2 separate regions of the Homo sapiens genome follow, and region 2 is linked to region 1. A link is a contact called in ENCODE Hi-C data. All regions are on one chromosome and are shown on one strand. The core of a region is the stretch at or near the end of the contact, and the rest is flanking DNA. Distances in the headings are between cores, read along the strand shown. Region 1 overlaps CCDC141 (coiled-coil domain containing 141). Region 2 holds the start of FKBP7 (FKBP prolyl isomerase 7).

What was found. Hi-C counts contacts between places; a loop is a spot of excess contacts on that map. Pooled maps may share reads with other maps.
Region 2: a loop to region 1 is called in a pooled map, with 4 times the contacts of the local background. The contact joins the promoter of FKBP7 here to the enhancer-like site in region 1. A Hi-C loop is called at or near these places in 6 of 37 single-sample maps with no recorded cell type and 8 of 50 pooled maps.

Annotation. Positions count from the first base shown.
Region 1 is chr2:179,017,600-179,024,839 of GRCh38, forward strand. The region is part of intron 2 of CCDC141 (coiled-coil domain containing 141); the gene reads right to left. Among named protein-coding and RNA genes, the nearest start is that of CCDC141, 29 kb to the right of the region's middle. Within about 2 kb of position 3,717, at least 5 of the 41 ENCODE cell types and tissues checked have a DNase peak (open chromatin) inside an H3K27ac peak, as active enhancers do.
Region 2 is chr2:178,472,903-178,480,142 of GRCh38, forward strand. It overlaps FKBP7 (FKBP prolyl isomerase 7), which reads right to left and starts at 5,698. Exons shown (of 4, transcript NM_181342.3): 1 at 5,377-5,698; 2 at 4,160-4,311. The coding sequence starts at 5,597. It overlaps LOC124906102 (a long non-coding RNA gene), which reads left to right. Exons shown (of 2, transcript XR_007087322.1): 2 at 953-1,065.

The sequences.
Region 1 (7,240 bases), core at 2,467-4,966:
ACTGTCTGAGGTGAAAAAATACACTTCAATCTATTTGCAAAGTATAAAAAAATCAATTTTTGTCCTTACCTTGAAAAAGAACACATATTCTCAGATATTTTTTAAAAATCAGGGCAGTTACCAAATAAAGCCCTTAGATAAACTGACATCAGCAATAATAACATTTTTTAAAACTAGTTGTTTAAGGGAACAAAATGGAATGCCCAGTTTACAGTGTAAGCAGACTTTGTGTTGACGATGAGGTATGGCACTTATAAGAAGAGCAGCCCATGAAAAATGGCTTGCCTCAAGACTCAGTCAAGCCCAGCTTGATTTAAGTTTTCCTCTCCTACTTGCTTAGTCATTAAACTAAGGAAAATATTTTGGAATTGGATCTGAGAAAAAGATGTTCTGGCCAACATCATAAAGCTGGTTATTTAAAGAAATGCTAAAAGACACTACTTCCCTTTTGCTTCCAAAAGGATAGGAAACCAAGGCTGTGCTGCAATACTTGAAAAATGCACTCTGTCTTTTTAAGTGTGGCTTTGAAATTGCTACTTTTAAGGACAGCCCATTTTATAGACGTTGCACCACCTCAACTGCTATGCGGACCACAAAAAAGGATTATGGACTTTCTCTTCAGTAGAGTGTTAAATGGTCCCCTGAATAGCAATTTTCTAAAAGAGCAAACATATGTGGCATATCCTGCATGTTTTCCTGACACTGGAGTCTATCTGTAACATAAACTGTGGGATACAGGTAGAGTCTCTAGTTTATAGAAACGCACTTAGTTTTACCACTAAACTGGAGGTAATTAATTTAAGACACTTAAAAGTAAAGAACACAAATTTTTAAAAACTTGGGGAACAGTAAATGGTTAAGTTCTATTATTTTTTCAGTCTCTTTCAAATAATGTCACAAATTTCTTTTAGCTTTTGCTGTTGTTTTTCTGAAGGATTTTAGCTAGAATGTTCTACACTTTAGCATCTGCCTATCTAAAACCTGTGAGCCTTCAAGTCCCAATTACAATGCTGCCTTCTCCATGAAACCCTTCTCTCCATAGCAGCAAAAAGTAACTCCTTCCTGTGGGCTCCTTTGTCACTTTCTTTCCACCTTCCTAATGTGGTTGTTATGTTTCACTCTTTGGTACAATTGTGAGTGAGCTAGTTTTAAATTCTGTAGATTACAAACTAGGCGAGAGCAAGAACAGTGTCACTCATTTTTGTACTTATTGGACAGTATAATATTTCTTTTTAAATACAATATGAAGTTAGTGAAAAAGGTAAGTAGCAAAAAAAGTACAAATCAATGTTCTAAAATTCATATTCAGAAAAGATAAGTCAATGAAATATGTTTCAGATAATTCTTTAAAAGCAAATATTAAAAAACAAAAATAAAAATCCAATTTCCATTTGATTATAATTTCCCAAAAGCCAGACCATGGCCCTCTTCTTTGGACACCCACAGCTCCAAGTTCAGAGCATTGCTTTTTGTCAGTGTTAATTACCATTTGGTTGCTCAAAAATAAAACTGTGTCCACTGAGCCAATGTTCCAAAGTCCAGCAAGCCAATATTATATTAGGAGACGAAAGTCTTTTTGGTTCCCAACATTTATCCAAATCCAAATACTTAATATATTTCCAAATATTTCTATCATCTTGATGCATCTCCCTGAAGACTCCAGGAATCAACAAAATATATTCACGGTCTACGTTGCTGATAAGTGAAGCACCTTTATATTTATAAAAAAAAAGAAGACTCCCATAATCGTTATTTCATCTATGCAGAACACTAATGATGAGAGAGAAGCATTCATGTGAAGACATATCAACACCAGGGTCTCACTATTGTACCCTTTGATTGCTCAATACTTACTGCACATCACTTCTTGTATCAGTAATTCTAGTTTAATGACGTAATATTTATTTCATACAGGAAAGCTTTTAGCAGTGTTCAGAAAGAAAAATCTACTCATAAACCGCTTTTATTTTCTTTCCCTTTCTATCCCCTTTACTTCACACTTTGCCTCATATCAAAAGTAAAATGATTATTCTATAGTAGGAAACTACACTTTAATAATTAATATTGACTTTAAAGTTGAAACAACATAGTTCCAATACATTGGTATAGCTCTTAGTCTATTTTGCGGTGATGGTAAGATCATTTTTATAAATATTTATTATTTATTTATTTTATTCATTTTATTGAGACAGTATCTCACTCTGTCTCCCAGACTGGAGCGCAGTGGCATGATTATGGCTCACTGCAGCCTCAACCTCCTGGGCTCAAGCAATCTTCCTACCTTAGCCTCCCAAGTAGCTGGGACTACAGGCATGCATCACCATGCCCAGCTAATTTTTCGAGACAGAGTTTCACCATGTTGCCCAGGTGGGTCTCAAACTCCTGAGCTCAAGCAATCTGACCACCTGGGCCTACCAAAGTGCTAGGATTACAGGCATGGACCACTATGCCCAGCTGGAAAGATCATTTGATAGATAAGATAAGAGAAAATAGTTTCATATTTATTAGCAATAAAGACTGTTATAACCGTCATGTAGAATCCAAAAAGTTCCATAGAACGGGCATGTGTATTTCAAATACAGGTGTGTGGTTTTTTTTCTCTCACTCAACAATGTAAGGAGCTTTAGGGTTAAAATCCAAAAGCATAATTTTACCTAAATATTTTCCTACTCTTTGTCAGTTATGTAGTCCCCACACTCCTATCCAGTGTGCCAGAGTGCTACTCTGGGCTGATCAACACTGCCCCACGCAGGGGAACTAAGGATCTGCATGTCAGAATCCTCCAAGCTGGAACTGGGCCAGTCTTAGGCTTACCTAGAAATATACACCTGATCCCATGAGACCACGTTGGCTGTGATATGATAGCACTTCTCATGGGATCAGGTGTATATTTCTAGATAGCAGCAGGCTTCCATGCTCAGCTTGTGCCAGGAAGCCACAGGATCCAACATCATGGAAAGATCATGAAAATGAGATTTTAATCAGAGTGTGAGTCCCAGCTCAGCCAGTTAATAAACCTGAGCAAGTCCCTTAATCTCCCTGAGACTCAGCTCCCTTACCTGTGAAAATGAGTCCATACCACACTGGCCCTTATTATATATACTAAAATGAGACAATGATATGAAAGCAGTCTCTAAAGTAAGTATGCATGCATTTATGTAATGTTAATTATTCTAATCTAGTTTTATGTGGATTCTATGAAGATATTTTAGTGGTTACAGCTCAGTTACATGCAATGCTTATATTTCTACAGGCTTCAACATTTCCTGATGGCAGTTAGGGTTAGCCATAAATGTTGATGGAATAAATAAGCAAATACGTGGTATGATTTCAGGGATGTAAGGAAAACCTTGATGTTGATAACAAATCCTTTCTCACATGCGGGCTGATTAGCATGTGATTGTTAGCACATCACCTGGCTACTGTTCAGTCTTCCATAAAAGTTAGTAACTTAGCATAATCACCATCATTAATAGTAACCAAAATGTAAGATAATTATAAGATAATAAATACTTTGGAAATTACATACTTCCTTTTATAGGCATTTTATGCCTTTATTTCACTAAGAAGTAGGTTGTACCTTCCGTTGTAAACCATGCTGAATTTGATTTTGAGTTTACACATACTGCTGACAGGCATAATGAATTTCTGGCTTCAACTATTTTTTCTGGTGAAAGAGAAATGAACATACCACCACTTAATTTTAGCTATGCAAACCTAATTGCCCATGCCTATCTGAAGGGGGTGTTACCCTGTCCTATTTGTATAGGCTGCCCCTAATCCAAACTGGCACACAAATAACAGAACTAGTATTCTGATTGGCTTCAGTTTGAAATAGAAGCTGCAGCTAATGAGCTGCTGAAAACCTGAGGGTCACAGCTGTCCCGAGTGGAAATCACCTCTAACTGAAAGCTAGACCACAGCCCTCAGTGAATTGAGAATTCTTGTGTCAACTCTTTAATTTTCAGGGGCTCCTGTGCTAAAACCAAATGAGTAAAAGATGAAATGGTTCTGCCGTCAGTAGGAAATGTCAGTGACATACACAGTAACAGAAAGAGACAAAATTATGAAAAGCAACTTGGAAAATTCTGACATTGTATTGAATCAGTCCATTTGGATTTAAAAAATAAGGATTTGTGTTTTCTTGGTCACTCTTCAAACTAGAACCATTTATTAAAGGACCATAAAATCTGTTTATAATGGAAATGCCAGCTACAACTTAGTCCCTTTATAATTATGAGACTAAGTATAATGTAAATGGAACCAGATCAGATATTTTCTTCTCAGTTTACTGCAAAATAATTGTTCCAAAAATATTTCTTTTGCATAGGCCTAATAAAAGATAGTATTTTAAAACATTTCAATGCATCTAAAAGGCTCTACAACATTAATTCTTATAAATGCGTCTCCTTAATTTTTTCTTTTTGGATATTTGCGTACAAATGACTCTTCCATATCTGTTCTGTTAAATGAAGTAAATAATGTAATTAGAAATAATCTACAGGTGTATGGACCAAATAATTAATAGTAGTTTCTGCTGTTTGAGGGAGTGGTCTGTACGCTTGGATTTGTTTGGATTTCACTACCTTTTTTGCAGAGTTCTGTGGCCTTTCAAGTGACCGAAAAAACAGTCCTGGAAGCTTATCAAGAATACCATTGTGTGTTTTACTGGGGAATCTGAACTCTACCATGCTTGAATAAAATACAAAAATAGCAACAAAGAGAATAACACATTCCCTAAGACTTGATGAAAGCTAGAACAATAGGAAGTTTTTGTACCAAACAGAAAGATAAATAAATACGAGCACTAAGCTAACGTCTGTTCACAGGATGAAGCCAAAGCCGAGGAAAGAGGCAGCTTTTCTACCTTGAAGACCTAGCTCTCTTCCCTGCCCCAAACACTGTTCCGTCTCACGCCACTTATTCCCACAACCTTGTATTAAATTCTACCTTCCCCATGAAACCACTCCAGCTAAATTAATTTCTCTTTCTCCATGAATATGTCTATGGTACTTTCACGATCAGTGTCTTTCATCTGGGGACTTAATTACTCAGATAGTGCCTTGATGTTGTGACTTCACTGTTATTTAACTGCTTTGTGAGTCTACCAGGGTCATTTTGTTCTCTATATATTGTACATCATATATTTCTGGAGGCCAAGAATGCCTTTTACATTTTGTGTGTGTGTCCCTTCCAATGCCAAGGACAGAGGCACACAGTAGACAGGGAAGCTAGCCAGGTGGAGCAGAGCCATCTTGATGCTATGTGACGTGGTTCCTGCAAATCCTATGAGATCCACGGCCTCAGTATTGCTAACTGAGTGGTCCTTTTCAGTCAGCTGAGAAGTGACGCGTACCATCCCTATGACTCCCCCAAATAAGTGGGATCTCATACTACAGTTAATGATTGAAGGGCACACAGCATGCTGGGTATGGGGAATCGCACAAAGGCACACCACTGGAGTGGGAGCCCCAGCTCCATGGCTTCCTAGCTATATGACCAGGGCAAATGACTGTATATACATTTGTATATACACACTTGTGTATGTATTAGTTTCTTCAATTGTAAAATGGAGATTAAAAATAATAAGAGGTAATCATTCAGCACTTACTATGTGTGAAGCCTTGTTTCAAATTCTTTAAAGGTTTCAACTCACTAAATCCTCACATCCACCTTCTGAGGTAGGTATTACTACCTCCATTTCACAGATGAGGAAACTGAGGCAGAAAGAGGATAAGTAACTTCCCCAGAGTTACACAGCCAAGCAGCAACACTGGAATGCACATCCAGGCAGGCAGAGCATACATACAAAACTGCTAAGTTATGTTGCCTGTTATGAAATTTAACTCATATGATTTTTTAAATATTAAACAGATTAATACATTTAAAACATTTAAAATATATGTAATGTTTGAAATTAAATATTAAATTTTTAAAAGTGGTTCTCACTAGCAATCATGCAATAAAAGTCCACTGTGTTATGTTTATACATATATCACAACTTGGGCTCTAAATTTCTTACAACTAATTTAGACAAAAACTATCTTGAAAAGAACTTAATGTGCACCAACACAATCTCTGTCCTGAGGAAAACTTACACTCTTATGAGAAATATATACATATGTAAAAATATAAGCAAACTAACATTAAAAGCAATGCTAAATGATGAGGAAGAGCCTTGGAGCTGCAGGTGCCAAGTGCAAATGGCCCTGCTCTACCCACAGAGAGTCTTATCTCATAGAGGTCTGGAGAGCTGCCCTTTAACAGGTACCCAAGATTATATGAATGTAAATACTTCATAAACCATGCTTGATATACATTATACAGGCCATGCTTGTGTAAGTACCACATTAATGTGACACTGTACTGTGCATAATGAGACATTGGTTGAGAAACTCGGAGGAAACACAGTAGAGAAAGACAGGCCCGGCTTAGGTGAGGGCAAAGCTCAGGAGGCCATAATGGCATTCCAAAATGAGGACATCTATAATTTACAGGGAAATCCATCCTCTGGCTCAGTTAAAAGAAGAATAATGACACAAATCAGAAAAACTAACAGCATTAATTATTCATCCGTTCCACCATGTTCTCTTAGGAGCCCAAATGTTCCATACATTAATAATTGAATCTTCTTCAAACCCTCAGAACTGTTGCAAGCAAGAACAGCAAGGTATGTGAATACCATTTAAATCATTGCTATTTTGTTTCTTTACCCACATTCCTTTTTCGCATGTTTCTTTTGTTATTACACAGAGATGAACTGTTCCTGTGATTATGTCATGAATATATGTATTCATTCATTCATTCCTTTATTCATTCATTCCACAAACATTTGTTGTACATGTAATCCAAGCATGGTGCTAGGCTCTATGGATAGAAATATGTCCACAATCTCACAAAGATGAAAATGAAACACTCATGGTCTGTCATGAAACACATACTACAGTAGAAGTAGGTAGGCTGCAAGTTATAGAAGGTACTCAGAGGAGGTCATGGCCAGTAAGGTAAGTGGCAAGCTCTCCAAGAAGGTTTCAGAGAGCAATGATAATTTCCTCATTGTCAGAGCTCACGTCAGCTTCCTCAAACACACTGCTGTTTTCGACACTACTCAATACTTCTGTGTTAGAATTTCCTTTTCTCCAAATGTTTGTGATGGGACCCTGAATATTTTTGCCTCTAACTTTCCATTAGTCTCTTTTTCAATTCCATTGATGGCACTTTAATGTTGTTGTTTAATGGA
Region 2 (7,240 bases), core at 4,448-6,947, 540 kb before region 1:
TTTTTTTTTTTTTTTAAAAAAAACTAAAGTATAAAAATGAGGAAAATATGCATTTGCTACGGAATTACTTATATTTAGAGAAGCAGATCAAAGAAGTAGGAATTAAGGTAAAGAATATATACATACCGCATGTATTGTTATTTAAGCACTAACAAGTCACATGCATTTCAAGACATGCAGGGTTGTTCTGTGACATGAGACAAGGATATTTTGCAGAAGAAAGACTTCTTCAAGTACTACCTAAAATAAAGTTATAGCTAATGTTAGGTCTTAATAACAACTTACTTTTAAATGCTTATTTAATCAAGAGGTTGTTTGTTAAACAGTTACTTAAGGTCTACACTGCAACTTTTAAAATAATGTAATCCAAGGTATTGGATTACAATGCCTAATGTAACGCAGGCAAGGTCAGTATTAACTATGGTCCAATTAACACTTTTTTTGGGCCTCAGTTTCTTACTCTGTAAAATGAGGGTGCTGGTGGTATTACTAGTGAGATTAATCACTTTAATGTTTGTTAGAGATACCTCCAATTGAATATGAACTTGTTTCACATCAAACTTCTATATCTCTGCAGCAAGTTTCTGATTTATTAAGAGCTTAGGCAGCCTGGGTAGTCATTCATATCTAAGCATAAATTAGTTTATGAAAAAGATAAGCTAAGTGGTCCTTTGCCTGATGGCGGTGAACCCTGGATGAGCACCTGATGATGACAGATGTGTGTGCTCTAGGCAGATAGGAGAGTGGGTGCTCTAGTGGTAGGCAGAATGTGGAGGCATCTGAAGACACAACGCAAGACAGAAAGGAAAACTTTGAAAATGAGAAAGAGACTGAAAGGCAAACTCTGCCTCCAACATTTTGCCTAGAAGTGGCCTCAACTTTTGACAACATTTTTAGCACAAGTATTGCATTTGACTTAATTTATTTTCAATTTTCCTTCTCTTTCTCCTAGGTTCCTATACAAATAAAAACAGGATATATGAATTATGGTACCATGGGAGCTGTTCTGATGGGATCAAATTATTGGCAAAAAGCATTAAAAATAAAGCTGAAGTTATCTGGAAATTGTCTCTTTAGGAGTTTTAAGCCTGACTGGGTCTGACTCAAAGCACTGACACCCCCCCACCACCCGCCAATCCAGTGTGGGGCACTGATGCCCCGATTTTGCTGGAAAGAACTCTTAATGACTAAGACAACTGCCTCAAAGAAGGCATGCCACTTCCATGAAATATTTGGGAGCAATGCCAATATCTCATTGTGGAAAATTAATCTTTACTATTTCAAACCGGTGGAGTCAGCAGTGGCTCTAAATAGGGTAAGGAGGCAAAGATTCTTTCTGTATAGCCTTCAAGCAGCAACACGGAGCAAGAACCTAACTAAGGATGCAAGGTACAGCCTATCAGGCTGCCCATCCTCCTGCCTGCTTTAAAAATTTTCTTCTCTGTTCTGCTACATGCAATTTTTGTAATTTAAAATTTTAATTTTGGAAAAATTAATACATGCCTTATAAAACTTTCAAATGGTACAAAATGTTAGAGTGAAAAGAAATCTTCTCATCCTTGACCCTGAGGCCTCCTTCCCAGGAACACTTAATGTCATCAGATGACTGCATATTCTTCCAGATGTATTCTGTGTAGATACATGCATATGTGAAACTCCTCCTCTGAAATGAAAGCTCATAGAGGATTGGGAGTAGTGTCTACTTTGGTCACTGCTTTATGCCCAGTGCCTAGAACAAAGCCTGGCACTGATGCTCAATATATATCCCAAAAGTGGAATATAGTCTTGTCCACTTTTTTTTTTGAGCCAGGGTCTTGCTGTGTTGCCCAGATTGGAGTGCAGTGGCACAATCACAGCTCACCGCAGCCTCGACCTCCCAGGCTCCAGGGATCCTCCCATCTCAGCCCCCTGAGTAGTTGGGACCACAGGCGGATACCGCCACGCCTGGCTAACTTTTTAATTTTCTGTAGAGATTGTGTCTCCCTACATTGCCCAGGCTGCTTTCAGACTCCTGGGCTCAAGTGATCCTCCCACCTTAGCCTCTCAAAGTGCTGGGATTATAGGCATGAAGCCACCATGCCTGGCCTCCACTTTATTTTTAACATATTAATAAGTATAGCTCTACTTCATTCTTTTTACTGGTTACACAGTAATTCATTGTATAGATATACTATAATTTATTTAACTAATTTCCTATTGATGGATAGGCAGGTGGTTTCCAACCTTTTGCCACCCTCCCACCCAAAAATGCCTGCAGTGAATGTTCTTTTACATATACCTTTGTGCACATTCCTGGAAATGGAACTATTGGATAAGAAGGCACGTGCATTTTCACTTTTTTTTTTGAGATGGAGTCTCGCTCTGTTGCCCAGGCTGGAGTGCAGTGGCGCAATCTTGGCTCACTGCAACCTCTGCCTCCCAGGTTCGAGCGATTCTCCTGCCTCAGCCTCCCAAGTAGCTGGGATTACAGGCACACTCTACCACACCCAGCTAATTTTTGTATTTTTAGTGGAGACGGGGTTTCACCATATTGGCCAGACTGGTCTCGAACTCCTGACCTGAAGTGATCTGCCCACTTCAGCCTCCCAAAGTGCTGGAATTACAGGCATGAGCCACCACACCCGGGCCTGCATTTTCACTTTTGATAACAGTTGATAGAGAAGTTGAATGATTTCCATTCCCAGCAATAATGCTGGTTTTTCCATGCTTTTGCCAAGTTGTTTTGTGTTTGCTAATCTGATGAGTGAAATATGATGTCTCATTTTTAATTTCTCTTTATGAATAAAATTAAGTATTCTCATAGACTTAAAGGCCATTTGTAGTTTTTTGTTAGTGGGTGCTTATTTATGAATTTGGCCCATTTCTAGGGATATGTCATTTTCATTATTGGTTAGCAAGTCTTCATACATGTTACAAACATTTTTCCCGCTTATTTGCTTTACCTAGGTTTTCAGATCTTTTTGCTGTAGGATTTTTAAAATGACAAGATATTGAAAGAATAAGATCATTTCTTGCACATTTGAAGGCTTGTCCTGTATTGGGGTAATAATGACTGACAGCCCATTATATCTCAGCTGTTCCTTTTACAATGTGCCCGTCCTGTCCTTTTACTCTAAACCTACATGTTCCAGTTTCTGAGTTTTATGAATTTAACTTTGGTACTGCTTACCAAAGATCTGTGTTATAAATATTTATGTAATAATAACATATGCTGAAAACAAATAAAAATGCTTAAGGTAGAGCTTATAGAATATATATAATCATCATGAGTGTTGCCACAATGTAGAAGAAAGAACTCTGGCCAGAGATCTATATTCAAACAATGTCATATTATCCTTATAAGCAAAAAGAAGGGACTGGACTGAACTAGATAGAGCTTAAGGTCATTGGGCTTTACTGTTCTCTTTATTTCATCTATCATTTTTTATTTCACTTTTTTGTTTTTAATTGTGGTAAAATACACATAACATAAAATTTACCATCATAACAATTTTCAAGTGTGTTGTTCAGTAAAGTACGCTTACACTACCATGCAACCAATCTCCAGAACTCTTCATCTGGCAAAAATGAAACTCTATACCCATTGGTCAACAATTCCCCTTTTCCCTCTCACTTCAGCCTCTGGCAATCACCCTTCTACTTTGTCTCTATTAATTTGACTACTCCAGGTACCTCACATAAATGGAATTATACAGTATTTGTCTTTTTGTGACTGGTTTATTTCATTTAGCATAATGTCCTCAAGGCTGATACATGTTGGTGCATGTCTCAGAATTTTCTTCCTTTTTAAGGCTGAATAATATTCCATTTCATTTTTTTTTTTTTTTTTTTTGTAGAGCAGGGTCTTGCTGTTGCTCAGGCTGGTCCTGGCCTCAAGTGATTCTACCACCTTGGCCTCCCAAAGTGTTGGGATTACAGGCATGAGCCACTGTGCCTGGCTTCCATATATGCATGTATTCATTTTGTTTATCCATTTCTCTATGTATGGACATGTGGCTTGCTTCCATCTCTTGTCTATTGTACATGGCTGCTATGAGCATGGCTGTACAAATATTTCTTTGAGACTGTGCTTTCAATTCTTTCAGACCTATATACCCAGAAATCTATTAATCATTTTTTAAATATAACTAAAACAAGAAATTAAAATTAAACATCTTACCATAGCCTTCCTTTCCGTATGCAAATGAAGGGGGTATAACTACTTTTCGCTTTTCTCCAGGGCACATATCTGTCATAGCAATGTCTAGGCCTTTTATGACTTGCCCAACACCAAGAACAAACCATTTGGGGTGGCCTTCATTTTGTGTCCGGCTATAACAAAAAGCAATACTTAAGTAAACTGATTTCAAGAAATCAAACTTGAAAATACAGCTGGGCATTTAAAATTGGAGTCCTCTCTAACCATCATTCCCATATAATCACTCTTTCTAAAACCCTTAATGGGGTGTTTGACTCAAACTTCCCTATAATCACCAGAAAGAAGTATGATTTGCCCAAAGTTAATCATTAACAGCCATCTCATTTTTTAAAATTGTTATCTTTACAAAAACTATTCAACAGTTAACTTTTTAATGGGTCTCCAGCCCCTAACTAGGTGCATGGCTTGTACAAAGAACTCATTTAACTCCCTGGGTTTGTTGTAAAAAAATGATAGGGCAGTTTTAGCCTCAAAAAGTCATTTTAATAGTAATTTAAAATGGTATATTTTCTTATTAAATTCTAATGATATAATTTATTAAATTCTTATTAAATTATAAAATTGTATAAATTCTTATTAAATTTCTCTATTTTATTCTAAATGGATGGAACTGTTTTTCCCAGTCCTATCTTTACAGGGTAAAGAAAAGATTCTCCCTCTGAGTAATAAGCCATCAATTAAATCAGAGTAGGCACCAGGTGGAATGAGGGAGCAGGGCCCACCAGAAGTCACCAGGGAAGTAACTGTTTTTCTTGATAGAAAGTGGCCACAACCTATAAAAATCGTGCTTCTGAAGGCCAGAATTAAATCTCTTTATTCCATGTATTCCTCCGTAAAGACTCAATACTTCTGGCAAGGGAAAAATGTGAACATCCTTATAGGCAGAACCTTGATTTAATTCTGGAGGTCCCAAGGGTAATGGTGGTGGTTGATGTGTGTGTGGATGTATCGTATTTTTGATAATTTATTGCCACAACATTTTCAATACTTTAAATAAAAATATTCAGTTTATTAGAGAAACACTGCCATATAATGTGATTTTTTTTAATGAATAAAGGGCTCAACTTTTACCGTTAAAAAATAAAACCCCAACCAACCAACCAATGAGGCTTCCGCTTGGTGGAGGCAGGCAAGATTTTGTGCAACTGGACGCACGGGCAGCTCGCAGCATTTCCTACCTGCAGTAGAATTTCGAGCCGTCTTTAGCCAGGTAGCCGTCATAATGGGCATTTAGTAGGTCTCCCTTCTTGCTTGTCTTAGAGCAGTTTTCTGGACGATGCAAAACTTCTATTTTCACTTCTTCGGTGCTCTCCTCTTTCTTTTGTCTCTGAGCAGTAAAAAGGCCCCACAGATAAAAGAAAACAATGAATCTGAATAAGAAATGCATGGTTTTTGGCATCGGCTCCAGCAGAACACTGCTCTCCCTCCCGCGTGTCACTCGCGCCCCGTGGATGTCCCGCGGCCGAGTTCCGACGCGTGGCAGGCGTTGTCCTGCGTCACAAAGGGCCGGGGCGGGGCCATAGATGCGGCCCCGCCCTCTCATGGCCCCAACCCCTCCGCCTCCCGCAGCGGGCTCAGCGCGGTTAACGCTGTTTCTAGGCCCTCGGGCTGGCTGTCCTCAGTCTTTAAGATCGCAACGCACACTCGCTCCGCTTCTTCTCGCTAAACCCGCGTATTTTACAGCAGGTTTCCTCAGGGTTCGGTGACAACATTCGCATTTTCTAAAATGAAACTGGCATAAGACGAAATAAACAGCCTGGGATGTCGTAGAGTCAGGGAATATGGTTGTCATTTCTGGAAGCAAAAGGCTTCTAAGACCCCTAGGGAACGAGCAGATAGATACTGGGGGGAGGGAGAGGCATGCTGGAAAAGGAGCGTAAAAAATAGGCTGGCGGTGGCTTTCTGGGTGCTTCGGAGGTGTCCTTGAAGCGCATTCTCAGGTCGGAATCTTGCATTCAGAGGTTCCAGGCTGAGTCGCACAACCTGAAGGCCAGCCCGATGCAACGAAACTGCGGTACCGCAACTCCTCTGCCTGGCTGCAGGCGTTTCCGAGAGCCGACCTCCACAATTCAGCATCCTCCGCTGGCTTGCATTTCTTTTCCCCGCCACTCGGGGCCGCCCTTGATTCGAGGGCCTCTGGTAGTGCGGGGAATGTTCTTTTGACTTTTTTGTACCATCCCATGGGATACGTAATTGTCCACATCAGTCAAGAAAACTTGAGTATTGGGCATGTTGTCCCAATCTCACAGCTAATACGCAGCAGGGATTTGGTCAAATCTGTGTGACAACACCACTTCACCACCAATTTTAGTATGAAAACCTTTAAAATACACAGAAAGTTGAATTCTACAGTAAACTCTCCTACACCCACCATCTGGATCCTGTCATTGAACTATATTATATTTATTACATATCCATCCATCACTCTATCCATCCATCAATTCGCCTTGTTTCCAAGTGAATACCCAAAGACTACCCAAACCAGAAAACCAGCAAAGGCCTTCTGCATTCGCCTGGATTAAGTTCTGGGAGTAGAGGTGCTATTCTACCTCGGTGATGCGAAGAAAAGCCGCAGCACTGAGCCTGATTGATGTGCTTTGCTTAAAGTTTGCAAAATTCCATAAACCTGAAAATTACTGTCGATTATGCAAGATGACAATTGCGTCCAAGCAGGAGTTTCAAAAATCATAAAAGCTAGGGGGAAGTCCCCATTTCTAGACTAAAATTCCGAAGTCGAGTTCCATGTTTTATATTCTAAATAAAATTGTGGCTATCCAAGGTTATCGGCGTGATGACAGTTCCTTGGGGGCCCTCGCCATTCCTTGTCAGAGGACCCCGTCTGCTGCACATTGCCTTCCTAGGAGATAATTTCAGACCCCTTGAATATGAGGAAAATACGAAGCAAACAGAAATAGGAAGGCTTTTATGTATTTTTGAAGAAAAAACAGGATTTTATGTAAAATAAAAACAGGATTTCATGAAGAAACAGGATATTATGTATTTCTGAAGAAAACCCAGGAAAACCCGAGAGAACTAAGTGCC